Linked DNA regions of Mus musculus: region 2 is linked to region 1. A link is a loop called in an ENCODE intact Hi-C map of the cell type or tissue named here. Cell type or tissue: heart. All regions are shown on one strand.

What was found. Peaks named below come from ENCODE experiments on the same cell type or tissue, not always from the same donor. Only the 100,000 strongest peaks of a DNase experiment are listed, where the experiment ranks them.
Region 2: it touches region 1 in a loop (2.2-fold over the local background); 1 of 42 quality-filtered maps calls a loop at or near these places.

Annotation. Positions count from the first base shown.
Region 1 is chr11:52,230,762-52,233,261 of GRCm38, forward strand. It overlaps Skp1 (S-phase kinase-associated protein 1), which reads left to right and starts at 1,234. Exons shown (of 6, transcript NM_011543.4): 1 at 1,234-1,357. In heart, no CTCF peak of the experiment used is centred here; a DNase peak (open chromatin) is centred at 1,120; H3K4me3 peaks cover 2,500 bases; H3K27ac peaks cover 2,404 bases.
Region 2 is chr11:51,581,956-51,584,455 of GRCm38, forward strand. Col23a1 (collagen, type XXIII, alpha 1) reads left to right here. Exons shown (of 29, transcript NM_153393.2): 29 at 1-1,970. Among named protein-coding and RNA genes, the nearest start is that of Phykpl, 1.6 kb to the right of the region's middle. In heart, a CTCF peak has its summit at 979 (motif pointing left); DNase peaks (open chromatin) are centred at 986 and 2,276; H3K4me3 peaks cover 542 bases; H3K27ac peaks cover 1,494 bases.

The DNA of each region.
Region 1 (2,500 bases):
GCAGGGCAGGGCAGGGCAGGGCAGGCAATTGCCCTCTTCCTGGCTGGGCTGAGGCCAGATGGGTGCTTTCAGGCCTCTCCCTTTACTTCAAAGCTGTTTCATTCTAGCGACCTTATCACAGCCTTCTTTGAGCCGCCTGTACAGCATAGCCTGTTCAGGTTGAGCCTGACTGTCCCCGTTCATTGCTGGATGGATCCCCAGCACTGGCCTCACAGATTGGCCTAGAGCATGGTTACCCAAAGAATGTAACCTCCATGCTACATTCACATTGACTCTCTCCAGGCTTGGCGCTTCACTCCAACAATGGCTATTTGGGGGCCTGGAAGCCTCTTCAAAGTTCAAAGGTAGGAAATAAAGGTGAAGATTAGCCAACAGGGTGGTCCTAGCCTCGAATCTCCAAGCTGGCTATTGGGAGGCAGACAGATCTGAGTTTAAATAGCGAGCTCCAAGCCTTATATAGTAAGACCCTGTCTCAAAACAAAACAACAAGAGTTTCAGGCAAGTATATATGTGGTGAAAATGCCTGTGACCCCAGCGCAGGTGGAAGGAGATCATGAATTTTAGACCAACCTGGTCAACATACTGAATTTACAGCTACTCTGTGCCAAACAGGGTCCCGTCTTAAAATGCAAAGAAAATAAAACTTTAAAAATCAAATAAGCAGGTGTACCATGTCAGGAGTATTTAAGAATTCTAAGCCGCCTAGGTTAAAGAAACACCTTTGTCTCAACATGGCATACATGTATATATATATATATATTTAATTCAGTATCAGTAGAGAAGGTTCAACTCCTGAACCCCTGGTCAGCAAACTCAATTCTATTTCCTTAGGTTATTAGGAGAGTAACGGTGGTCAGGCTGAGGCGACTCCTTTAAGGAAAACACACACCCACAACCGGTTTTGCGGTTTGTTGTTTCCAGGCTTTTCCAGGACTGGGGTCTTTCAAGCCGTTTAAGACAGCCCATGCCTGAAAGACCCTTCGGGTCGAGATGGTTTCCCAGCCGGTGCCGGAGTCCGCTTTGAAGGAGAGCATGGCGCTGTTTAGGCCAGCGGAGTAAGGAGGACGTCCCTCTCTTGCCCAGCCACCCCTCCACCCGCCGCCGCTCAGCACCTCTCCAGGAGACCTCTGCGGCGCTCAGGGTCTGCCGCCTGTGTTTCGACTGCCGTCAGGCGATCTCAACGGCCAGCCCGGCCGGCTGTGTGACGTCACGGGCTCGGGGTCCTCGGCGCCTGCGTCCCGCTGCTATAAAAGGCGACGCCGCGCGGCGCCGCTCGAGTGGCCTTGTTCTCGATACTTCGTTGTGGTTGTGAACTCTGTCCGGCAGCCTCGGGCCTGCGGTCTTGAGACGGAGCACCGTGAGTAGCAACCCGCGAGCCGGACACGTTCCTCGAGGGAGGGGCTGGGTGGGAGCCTCGCGTTGGCTGTGGAGTGCACGAGGCGGCGAGGCGACCTGGCCTCGTATCCTGAGGCGCCGTGCGGCCCGTTGCAGACCCCCGGACCGCGGGAGGCACGAGGAGGCCGAGTCAGGCCTTCAAGGGTCTCCCATCCTTTCGGCGCTCGCTCAGGGAAGAGAGTCGAGCCCTGTGGCAGGCCTGCCGCTTTGCAGGCGACGTCAGTCGGCCCCAAACGCGACTGGAAGGCCCAGGCTTCGTACCGGGCCTGCCTTAGCGACAGGCTTGCTGCTCCGCGCTCCAGGCCGGGTGGGCAGCGAGGCTTTGAGTAGGGGTCCTGGGCCGTTCCAGGTGGTGGCTGTCGTTGCCATTTGATTCTTGGCTCCCTCCCTTTTCTCCTGTATCTGGCGTCAATTAGCTCCTTATTGGTCTCACCTTTTTAACCACCGAATATGCAGGTAACAGACTCCCAATGTTTCTTTGCGTTTTGTCACGTTCTGCAGTCTCTGAACTTGTTACTGTAATAGACACTGTCGTCTGAGGTGTGTGGCATTTGACGCTAAAACCTGAGGTGTTTGGGTTTTTTAAGGGATAGTGCTAAAACCTGCCTTCTGGTTCACTTTTTCACGGAGTCCTCAGGTTTGGAGACTCAGTTTTTCAGCAGAATGTTACAGTAGACTGTATTGTGGCATAGAACAATGCAGTCTCTTCCGTCCTGCAGTGTAGTAACAAGTGTCAGAATTTCGAGTCACTTAAAACAGGTTTGTTTTTAAAGTCTGGTATACTAGAATTCTCATGCTAGACTTGGATGATTAATTTCCAAGTCTAGGAGCTTAGAGAACTGAAGAAGGGTTTTTTGAAAGCATATCAAATCGAAACCTCATACATTATTACTTAAAAATTTTGCACTTAATTCCAACACAACAACAAAAGTGAAGTCTAGGATTACAGAGTGCGTTGAATTACAGATTAACCGATTGCCTCCCTGTCATTTAATAAGATCCTGGCTCCCTTGCAAGTAACCTAATACCTAAATTTGACTATGACTAAGCACATCTTTATTTATTGTGAATTATTTCAAGGAAATACGGGGTGGTCTTTTAAAAT
Region 2 (2,500 bases), 650 kb before region 1:
CATCTTAAATAACACCACTCATCTGTAGCATGAGACAGTAATGCTCAAAATTCAGGTGTGGTTCAGTAAGATTCAGCTCTGTGGAATATACACAGAGAGCCTAGGACAGATCAGACACCTCACTGTACCTGTGGCTGGCTGTCCTCGCTCTATCTGCTCCAAGACCAAATAGTAATCACGGTCCTGCAGAGTGGGCCCATGTCTCCCCCTAACTTGTCCTTACAGCAAACTGAAGAAAGATGCCCAACAAATGTGCCCATTTTCATAGATGACAAAACCAAGCTCTTTCCCTGTGTGTAGAAAAGACAGGAGCGTCAATGACAGTGTCTCTGTCCCCTTCCTCCAAGGGCAGAGATCCAAGGAGGGCCACACTCCCCAGACTGTACACATGCATTCCTTGCTAAGCAGAGGCCCAGCCACACACAGCTGATGTCAAGTCCCTACCTCTGTCCCCCTGAGGAGCTGGCAAAAAGCAGCAGACCATGTTCTCTGCCACACTGGGTCAACTAGGAAACCAGATAAAAGAAAAAGAAAAAGAAAACAGATGTAGTGGACCAAGATGACTAAGGTGGCTCACTGGTAACAATGCCTGCTTTGGAGATGTGACATAGCCTCCCAAGCCCACCACAGCCTACAGTCAACAAAGCACTCCTCCTTCATCCTAAGAACAACATCGTTAGGGCTGCAGGGGTAGGTGTCACTGTGTCCATTTTACATATAGGAAATCTGAGGCTCACAGTGCATAGTTATCTGCTTAGAGATACACAGACAGGCGAGAGTGACAGGCTTGGGACTGAACCCGTGCTCTCGGAGGTCCCCTAATTTTTCTTCAGGGTTGTTTGGCAACATATGGAATCTGCTAGGCAGACCCCTGACGATGGGTGGACAGCACGCAGAGCTTTCTAGAGGCTGACGCCCCAAACTCTCCCTTTCACCTCAGGCTGCCCTGGGCCATTCTTGGCCCATTACTGCCCCCGTGTGGACTCATACCTTGTATCCTTGCAAATGGACATGCAGAGCCATGGAGTGTCCTGTGCCAGCCTGAAGTGAGGACAGAGAGAATGAGTTGTTCAAGGTCCCAAGTGAGACGCTGGGGAGTGCCCTGCCTCAACAATGAGGCTCAAGGACTGAGAGGAGGCCTTGGTTCTCCCTACCAAGAAGGCCAGTTCTCTTTGTAATTATTTGTAAGTCAAATAATTCTGGAAGGGAGGTATCTGTTTATTGAGTCCTTGACTATCCTGTGTTCCATGCCGCTAAAGAAACCAACGAGATGACTGTCCCCATGGACAGATGGCTCTGAGGCTTGAGAGAAGCGACCTTACTAGATTCCCTGTCCTTAAAGCTTTGAGTTGTCACAGGATTGGGGGACACTCCTGGCATTCAGAAGACAGTCGAGGTTAGCATACACCTGAAATCCAGGACACTGGACACGCCCAGTAGTGAAGCTGCTCACTGTGAATGCCAGCTGAGGAAACCCTGCTCTGGATTCAAGGGTTGGGCAGGGGAATGATTGCTTGTTGGTTGAGACAGGGTCTCAATACATAACTTAGGCTGGTCCCAAAGTTGCAGCTCTGCCTCAGCTTCCCAAGTGCTGGGATTACAGGCTTGCACCACCATGCCCCCCACTACATCCAAGTCTTGTTCAGTCCCTTCCTCCTTTCAGCCTGTGCCTTCTTGGCCTCCAGGGTTGCCTTGAAAGGACAGATGCCAGAAAATGGAGAGAGGATGGGACCAAGGACAGGAAGGATAGGCCTTTTCTGAGCAGGAAGATGGACTTTTAGGTAGGTTTATGGTTAAAAACATGAAATACCGCTCAGTTGGGGAAGATGGAAGGGCTCTGTGACTGGGTTTTGGTGACAAGATGCAACATTGAGAATGTACTAATGCCACTGAATTGTATGTACCCTTCAAAATTGCTTGTTTTTTTATGTATATTTTACCACAATAAAAACAAACAAAAACCACAAGAATACAAAGCTGTTCTTTAATAAGTGCTGTAAGCATTTTGCAGTTTTCTAGGGAAGAAAAGAAATAAGCTACTGGAGAATGGGGCAGCGGGCTGGCATGTGAACAAGACTGCCCCAGTCTGCTGAGGGGCCTTCTCAGGCCTTTGTTCCAGGGTTCATCAAGACAGTCAGCTCCAGCGCTCAACCCATAAGGGAGTATCCCTTCTCTCCCACCTCCGGGACCACAGAGGTCTCTTGTCACTCAGTGTGCTAGGTAAGAGTTCAGGAGACCTTGTTTTAGTCCGGCCTCTGCAGCGGGCCTATTGTGTGCCTCGGAGCAAAGCCGTTCTTTTCTGGGCCTGTTTCCTGCACAGTACATAAGGTAGGACTCAGAAGTTTTCCAAACCTCTTCCTATCTGCCCACTGCAAAATTCTCTTCCTGTAGCGACATGTCAAGTTTATCCTGTCTAATCCTAGCAAGAATTTCTAGAGATCTCCGTGGTCTGCCCCAGCAGTGGCACCGAACTCTACAGCGCCATGCCAGGAAGGCCTTT